Linked DNA regions of Mus musculus: region 1 is linked to region 2. The links are chromatin loops, found by intact Hi-C in ENCODE. Cell type or tissue: heart. All regions are shown on one strand. Each heading gives the region's core, and the rest is flanking DNA. Links, peaks and the distances in the headings are about the cores only.

What was found. A loop is a pair of places that touch in the nucleus more often than their neighbours do. Peaks named below come from ENCODE experiments on the same cell type or tissue, not always from the same donor. Only the 100,000 strongest peaks of a DNase experiment are listed, where the experiment ranks them.
Region 1: it touches region 2 in a loop (4-fold over the local background); 12 of 42 quality-filtered maps call a loop at or near these places.

What each region holds. Positions count from the first base shown.
Region 1 is chr6:82,650,647-82,655,036 of GRCm38, reverse strand. It overlaps Pole4 (polymerase (DNA-directed), epsilon 4 (p12 subunit)), which reads left to right and starts at 2,172. Exons shown (of 4, transcript NM_025882.3): 1 at 2,172-2,413; 2 at 2,870-2,954; 3 at 3,559-3,600. The coding sequence starts at 2,198. In heart, for the core only: a CTCF peak has its summit at 1,927; DNase peaks (open chromatin) are centred at 2,086 and 2,396; H3K4me3 peaks cover 1,463 bases; H3K27ac peaks cover 1,223 bases.
Region 2 is chr6:82,700,696-82,705,085 of GRCm38, reverse strand. Gm32425 (a long non-coding RNA gene) reads right to left here. Exons shown (of 3, transcript XR_377779.4): 2 at 1,291-1,564. Among named protein-coding and RNA genes, the nearest start is that of Gm32534, 12 kb to the left of the region's middle. In heart, for the core only: a CTCF peak has its summit at 2,172 (motif pointing right); a DNase peak (open chromatin) is centred at 2,175; H3K27me3 peaks cover 837 bases.

The DNA.
Region 1 (4,390 bases), core at 130-4,129, 50 kb after region 2:
AGAGGCTCCGTGCTACTGTGGGACCAGCACTCTAAAGGACAGGTGTTCAGTAGTATGACTGATTTAACTTCATCTGTGGAGCTTTAGGTGGGAAGAGAAGTTTCCATAATGAAGAGAACCTGGGATCTGAAGTAGATAAAAGCTTTGGGGGAAGAACAAAAGAACTAGAGACCCAGTCTATATGGTCCAGGTGCAGAGAGGACCTGGAGGTGTTACAAAATTGAGAGGGTGGAAGGAGCCCAGTACAGTGATCCTTACAGGTTACATTGGATTTAAATCATTTCAAAGTTGGGGTGAAAAGATTGGAAATCTATGTAATCAATTTCTACGAACAATCAACCAATAAGAATAAAGTTTCTTGGTTTTTTTTTTTCTTTTTTTCTTAAGTACACAGTAGAGAGCACTCAAGACAAAGGTCCTAAGGAAAACTCTGGTACAATGTAACTCATCGCTCCTCCCCTGGAGCTTTTAATTCTGGCCAAAACTCATTTTGTTCCAGTGGGGCCTCTGTGTATAGACCCAGTTAAAGTTTATTGCTTAAATTTGGAAGTAAATGATTTCAGGTTATTATGCAATGAGCCCTTGGCTTCCCCTTATTCCACAGGTACACTGTGGAACAGTCTGTGGCTCACTCATAGCTGTAAATAAAATTACTTACCTGCATCAATAGTACAGGCATTATGACTAAACATTAATATTTATATAAAGCAATTAACTAGGTACACAGTGTTCTTATTATGCCTTATATTAAAAATTTAGTGTGTGTTGGATGCATTTGTTGGTATAAAGGCCCAAGGTCCACAAGCTCACTGATTTGGTTCGGCTAGCTTAGCTGGCCAAAGAACTTAAGCAATCCTGTTCTCTTAGTGCAGAAGTTACAGGAGTTCTATCACACTAGCCTTTTACTGTGTTCTGGTGATTCGAACTCAGGTCCTTGATGAGCAGCATACACTTTACTGAGTTGTCTCTCTTGCCTATTGCGAATATTTGCCACACTTCCATGCCAGATCTCTGGTTCGGTATGAGAACTCATAGGTAAGAAGAGGCAGGGAGAGGCTTCTTGGAGATCCTTTGCAGAGGCCGGCGAGGTCAAAGCGATTTTCTGTTTTAAAGATAGGGCCTTACTATGTCGTCCTCGCTGGCTTGGGAACTCCCTCTGTACACCAGGCTGGTTTCAAAGAGCATGATGTGCTTTTGCTACTTGAGTGCTTATATTAAAGGCGTGCACCACCACACCTGGTAAAAGTTATCTTAATCTTAGTCATTCTCATTCTCTCAAGAAGGTGCAGTGGAATTTTCCATAACTATGCAAAAAAACAGATAGTAAAATGTTGAGAAGCAGCTAGACGATCAAATTGTTTTCTAAAGGAGACATTAATTTTTTTCTCATCAATTTTTGTTTTTGTTTTGTTTTGTTGGTTTTGGTTTTTTCGAGACAGGGTTTCTCTGTGTAGCCCTGGCTGTCCTCGAACTCACTTTGTGGACCAGGCTGGCCTCGAACTCAGAAATCCGCCTGCCTCTGCCTCCCAAGTGCTGGGATTAAAGGCGTGTGCCATCACCGCCCCGCCAATTTTTGTTTTTGAAAAGTTACTTGTCATGATAATGTTTTGCCAACACTACATACTAGTATTTTAAAACATAAACCCTATGCAATTAATGTTCCTAGAGAACACAGTTTTTAGTTTTGTTGTTTTGAGTAAGGAGATCAGTGTTCTGAGCTAACCCTTGTTTGACCAACCACAGACAAAACTTGCTCTCCGTGTCTGCACGCCTTTTTTGCAGTGGTTTCCTCCCACTAAACCGCACTTCCAATTCTGCCCGTCAAACGTCCCATTCCACCTAAAACATGATCCCCGGCGCTGGCCCGGGTCTGTCGCTGCGCGGGGCAGCGTTGTGGGGACACCCACGGGTTCCCCTCCTGTTGGCCTAGAGGTTAAACTCAGCACCTACTGAGGCTCTAGAGAAGCATCCGGACTTCCGGCTCAGCTAGGCCACGCCCGGCCGCTTCCAGGCTGTGGCCGCCCGGAAGAGTACATCAGACCCCGGAGTCAGAGGGGGCGGTTCTGGCGCGCCACGCCTAGTGAGGGTGGGGCCACGCCCACACGGAGAGGCGTGGTCTCTACCCGGCGCGGGAAAGGGGCCGAAATCGCGTGCGCGCGCTCAGTCAGCGACCGCGCGCCACACGTTTCGGGAGGGGATGGCGGCAGCGGCGGCTGCTGGGAGCGGGACGCCCAGAGAGGAAGAGGCTCCCGGAGGGGAGGCAGCGGCTTCGCAGGCCCAAGCCCCGACGAGTGCACCCGGGGGAGTTCGCCTCTCGAGGCTGCCTCTGGCGAGAGTAAAGGCCTTGGTGAAGGCAGACCCTGACGTAACGCTGGCGGGACAGGAAGCCATCTTTATCCTGGCGCGTGCCGCGGTGCGACGGGGAAGCAAGGGCGCCTGGGTCGGGGAAAGGGGCGTGGCATCTAGGGGGCGTGGCGCTAGGGGGCGTGGCGGGCCCTGGTACGCCGACCTGACTTGACTGAGACCTAGGAAGGCCTCTGTGGGCCCCGTTTGAGTTGGTTAGCCACTCTCCTCTTCACGAGGACCCACGCAAATTTAGTTTGCATGGCTCCCACGGCTCACACAGAACTTGAAGGGGATCCTAATGAATGAGTAGGGTGGATTTGGAGATATTAGAGCAGGGGGATTGGAGCTATGGAGAGGGATAGCAGAAGTATTTTCATAAGTTCAGTACAATGGTAGCTTCTAGAACTTTCCTGTGTGGTAGAGTTCCCCCTTTACCCTTCTTGTCCACGTCTACACAGGATTGCTCATCTCAGTGGGCTAGAGTCCACTAATCTCTGCTTGCTTTTTTTTTTTTTTGTTGCAGGAACTGTTCGTGGAGACTATCGCAAAAGATGCCTACTGCTGTGCTCAACAAGGAAAGAGGAAAACTCTCCAGAGGAGAGATTTGGGTAGAGTCGCTGTGGTACCCCAGGGTGGACAGGGGAGCTATGGGCTGGGCTTTCTTATAGCTGTTTCACAAGGCATCATTGAAGCAAGGGGAAATTTGGCTTTTGGTTTATTTGTCTACCTGGTAACCCTTCCACATGTGTAAGCCTTTAGAGACTGTACCTCTCATTCCCTTCTATGCTGCCAAACTCTTTTTCTAGTATCTTTTTTTTTTGTTTTTGTTTTTCGAGACAGGGTTTCTCTGCAGCCCTGGCTGTCCTGGAACTCACTCTGTAGACCAGGCTGGCCTCGAACTCAGAAATTCACCTGCCTCAGTCTCCCAAGTGCTGGGATTAAAGGCGTGCACCACCACGCCCGGCCTTGTTCTAGTGTCTTTAGAGTAGAGAGAAAAGTGAATTTTGGAATAAGACAGGATTGTAGGATGCCTTGAACAGCATTTTCGCTGGCTTTTGAGGTGAGACAGTTAAAAGAATAGTGAGTGTAAAGATGGATCTTAGGACCTCTGGGTTACAGTTTGTAAGTGATGTCATTTGCATAAAATTCCATGTTGGGTCTGATGTCTGAATGGCAAGAGCCAATCAAGTATCCCTTTACCTTGTGTTTCAGATAATGCAATAGAAGCTGTGGATGAATTCGCTTTTCTAGAAGGTGAGTTCACTGCCTGCACAGACTATTTCTCTGTTGATGATGTGAGCTTCAAACCTTATAAAACCTTATAAAACAGATGTGTGGTTTTCCTTTGTATACATGGCAGCAATTCTCCCTGTTTTGATAGAAAAAAAAGGAACATTTTCCATTCTTGGGGAATTAGAAATTCTACAGGGAAATTGCAAGCTTAAAAGAAGAAGGAGGGAGTATATAAATTACCAGTAGAATTGGATTTAGATTTTGAATCCTGTTTATATCTCCAAACTAAATATTAATATTGCTCCTTTATAATGTTAAGAATTAGAAACAATTTGTAACTTTTTTTAAGATTCCTTTTTATTTACGTGTATGTGTGTTTCTATATGCCAAATGTATGTAGGTACCCCCATAAGAGCCAGAAGAGTAGTGTGAGCTGCTAAACATGGGTGCTGTGAACAGGGCTTCTGGAAGAGCAGCAAGCACTTTTTTGTTTTGTTTTTGCTCTATTTGAGACTTGGGTTTCTCTGTGTAGCCCTGGCTCTCCTGGAATTCACTCTGTAGACCAAGCTGGCCTTGAATTCGCAGAGATCCTAGAACTACTTGCCTCTACCTCCAGAGTGCTGGGATTAAAGGTGTGCTTCACAACTGCCTGCTGATGAGCATGAGGTCTTTTTTGTTGTTATTTTTTCGAGACAGGATTTCTCTGTATAGCCCTGGCTGTCCTGGAACTTACTCTGTAGACCAGGCTGGCCTCGAACTCAGAAATCCTCCTGCCTCTGCCTCCCGAGTGCTGGGATTAAAGGCGTGCGCC
Region 2 (4,390 bases), core at 137-4,136:
GTTCTAGTGTGGAGGTGCGTGCCTGTCATTCCAGCTTTTGGGAAGTGGAGGCAGGAGAACTGGGAATTCAAAGTAGGCCTTAGCAGTTACGTACTAAGTTCCAGGACAGCCTGGGTATTGGCTGGTTTTGTGTGCCAACTTGACACAAGCCAGAGTCATCAGAGGAAGGAGCCTTCGTTGGGTAAATGCCTCTATGAGATCCAGCTGTAAGGCATTTTCTCATTAGTGATCAATGAGGGGAGGGCCCAGCGCATTGCCGGGGATGCCATCTTGTGGCTTGTGGTCCTGGGTTCTATAAGAAGGTAGGCTTCAGAAGCCTGGGGAAGCAAGTCAGCAAGCAGCACCCCTCCAAGGCTTCTGCATCGGCCCCTGCCTCCAGGTTCCAGCCCTGCTTGAGTTCCTGTCCTGACTTCCTCCAATGATGGACTGTGATCTGGAAGTGTAGGACAAGTAAACCCGTTCCTTCCCAACTTGCTTTTGGTCATGGTGTTTTGTTGCAGCAATAGAAACCCTGACTAAGTCCACCCGGCTTCATAAGACATTGCTTCAAAAACAGCAAGGGCAAAAAAAATTAATCAGGATTGGTGACACTCGAGAGGCAGAGGCAGGAGAATCTCTGTGAATGAGTTCAGCCTGGTCTATACAGTGAGTTGTGGGCCAGCCAGGGACACACAGAGGGACCCTGTCTCAAAATTAAATAAATAAAGTGGGTGTCTGGGTCTCCCTTCTCCTGGGGGAAGCAGAGTCAACAGGCAGGTTTGGAAGAGCCTGTGAGTACAACAGAAATAGCAGACTTATCTCCGGGATCAGCTTCAGGGAGACAGATCAACTTTTCTTGGGTTGTATAGTTTTGGGGAAGGTTGTAGGAATATCGAGGGTGGGCAAAGGTCATTGGCTGAAGGATAAGGAACTGAGACGCCTCATTAGCATGGAGAGGCTTTTGGGGGATTTCAGGTGCTTGCTGAATGGGTTCTGTGGTGGAAGAAAGGCAGCTGAAACTGTGAGCTAATCAAGGCTACGAATGTGACAAACCTTTGGTAGAGGGTGGGGGCTCTGAACTCCTCAGACAAGGTCAGAGAAGGAGAATCTCTGCTGGTAAAGGGAGTCTCCCATTTTGTGCTGAGCTCAGAAGGCTATCTGGACAACGGTAGACTTTGACCTTAATTAGCAGGACAACAGGTATTAAGTACCCAGTGCAACAAGGGTCTCAAGTCTATACTCTAGAGCCTCAGTATTGTTCCCTGTGCTGGTGAACAAGGTCAAACTATTATAAAAAACCCAATGATTTACCTGTGGATGGGTGAGGGCCTATGTATGTGCAAATCTGTGGTTGGGGGATATTTGATGAACGCAGGTTGTCAGGTTTGCCTTTCACCCTCTGAGTTATTCCTCCAGCCCCAACAAGGCCACATTGTTCACCGGTGAGAGCAAGCTCTTCTCTGCTGGCCCCGAACTCCTGCCTTGCTCTGTGTCCCCGCAGGTCTCTGATCCTCTCACGGCAGACACAGACTCCCTTTCTCAACGGCTGCCTTTTCTTTGTGCTTCTTCAATGAAGCTGTTCCTCCTGGGCAAATGCAGAACTGAGGGAAGTTCGCTCATCCACACCTGGTGCCTCACTTTCACCATCTCTGCTCCACCACTGGCTCCCTCTTCCTCTTTTCTCTTTCTTCCTCCCTCCTCTCTTTCTTCACATCCATGTGTGTGCACAGGTATGTGGGTGTGTGTGGCTGTGTGTATGTCTGCCCTGGGAACTTCTTGCTCTCCATCTTGAATATTGCAGCAGGGCACTAGCCTCACTATTCAGTGCCTAGAAGGCACTGGTTAGGCTAATGTGGTGGGCCAGCTAGCTTTGGGGTCTAGCTGATTTATATAGGCAGCCATGGCTGTTTGGCTTTTATATGGATGCTGGGAATCTCAATGCAAGTCCTCATGTTAGCCCAATTTAACAAGTTCTGCCATCTCCCTAGCTACTGGGTTTGGTTTTTTGTTTGATGGTTTTGTTTTATTTTTCAGACAGGGTCTTGTGTAGCTTAAGCTGCCCTCAAGCTCGCTGTGTAGCCAAAGCTAGCCTTGCATTCTTGATTCTCCTGCCTCCACCTCCCCAGTGCTGAATTGGCCTTCCTAGCTCCCCTGCTCTTAAGAGCACGTGGCCTCGAGTAGATCTCAGAGTGACCACCAGGTGGCGCCCGCCCCTCGGAGGTGCTGAAAGAGCTCTGCGGAGCTACACGTGTTGTGCAGTGTCACAGGCGCTAGAAACCAGCCCTTGGGAACCACGGGCCAGACATGACTGGCTGACTGATGCGCAGTTTATGTTCCGGTTGCACCTCCTTTGACTGTATTCTGCAGGTGTGTTAGGATTGTTCCTTGGGGGCAGGGAAGTAGGGAAGCAGGGATGGGGGCCGGGGGCCCGGGTGATGGTGGTGATGATGGTGGTACACCTGCCAGTCTTTTACGAGGTAGCTGTTTCAGCTGACAGTTACCGGAGTGGGGTCGGATAGAGGGGGAGAAGCCACATGCCCTTTCTTATAAGCCCCTCAACCTCTCCATCAGCTGCCTCTGTCTTCTCTTGGCTTGCCCTGGACGCCTCCTGGAATTCAGTTGGCTGGTTGTGCCGGGAGGACAGAGGCCAGTGTGAAACTAACATTCAGGGTCCTTGATTAGAACGTTTAAAAAGTTCGAGCTGGAGAGATGGCTCAGGGGTAAGAGCATTACTTCTCTTGCACTAGACCAAAGTTCTCTTCCCTCAGTGGATAGCTTTATAACCACTGTAACTCCAGCTACAGGGGACCTGACACTTTCTTCTGGATTCTCTCAGCAACTACACGTGTGCAGCCACCCCTACTCAACACACAAATAGACCTTTTTTAAAAATGTATTTTTGCATATGAGTGATTTGCCTGTATGTATGTATGTATGTATGTGCACCAGCCACATATATATAGTGTATACGTGGCAGATCCCTGCAAATGTGAGCCACCATGTGGTTGCCAGGAGTTGAACCTGAGTCCTCTGGAAGAATAGCAATTGCTCTTAACTGCTGAGTCATCTCTTCAGCCCTAAAACAAATCTTTAAAAAAATGTTTCGGAGCCAGGCAGTGGTGGCACACACCTTTAATCCCAGTGCTTGGGAGGCAGAAGCAGGCGGATTTCTGAGTTTCGAGGACAGCCTGGTCTACAGAGTGAGGACAGCCAGAGCTATACAGAGAAGCCCTGTCTCGAAAAACAAACAAACAAATAAATAAATGTTTCAGAATCTGTAGCCTGATGTGGTGACACATGCTTGCATAAAACTCTGGGGAAGCTTAGCTTACTGGGGACCCCCTGAGTGAACCATGTGGAGCTGGGGTTGATGCAAAAAGCAAGAGGAACTTATTGTTCCAGTGCACTGGGGTCGTCCCAGACCTGAAGGAGAGGCAGCGACCACCAGCAGCAGTTCGGCCAGTTTTTATATGGTTTCCAGGGCCAAAATAGAGCATCAGCAACTAGGCACAATATGATTGGTGGAACAGTGCACCCTTTAAACTGATTGGTCTTTAGGGAATGAGGTGACAAGGACTTCCCTGTCTGAAGGTGAGCAGGGTTAGCCATGTGGAATGTGCCCCCCACCCCCGTGGTCTGAGAAATGTTAATTAGCCTTTTCCTTCCAGAGGGGCAAGTGTTTCATGACGTTCCCAAAGTTTCTGAGCTGACCTTTTCACCTGTAATCCCAGTACTGCGGAGGTAGAGACAGGTGAATCTTTGCCACTTAGAGGCTACTCATTCTAGCCAACTTGGTGTTCCCCAAACCAGTGAGAAACTGTCTCAAAACAAACAAACAAACAAACAAACAAACAACCACAGTGAGGCCTTTGAGATGGCACAGGAGGTAACAGGGCTTGCCACCAAGCCTGACAGCACGAGTTCTATTTCTAGAGCCCACACAATGGAAGGAAAGAACTGACTCTGACTGCTGAGTATAGGTGCTCACAACAAATAAATGTAAAGACAGATCACAGCAATCCCAAGGTGGCAAGTAACTAAGGGACTTGTGAGGTTGACATCTGCCATCCACAGCTGTGCGATTGCACACATGCCTATGTAAACCAACTCCTCCCCCCCCAACACACCCCAGAACCCAAAACCCCACTTTAATCCACACACACCTACCCACCTCCCCCTAGCCACTCACACTTTTGAGACTTTCCTGCTGGAGAAAGCCTGTTAATAGCTCAGGTCACACACCCAGAAAGGCCACACACCCAGGTCACAGTCTCTGATCCTAAAGGTGCATTTGAATTTTCGCACAGTTTCCAGGGTCATCTGCTGTCCCCTTGGCCCTCTCCATGAGCCCATCACCATCACTGTTCCCAGCTCTTTTGGCTTCTTCCTGCTTCCCAAGCTTTGCTTGCCA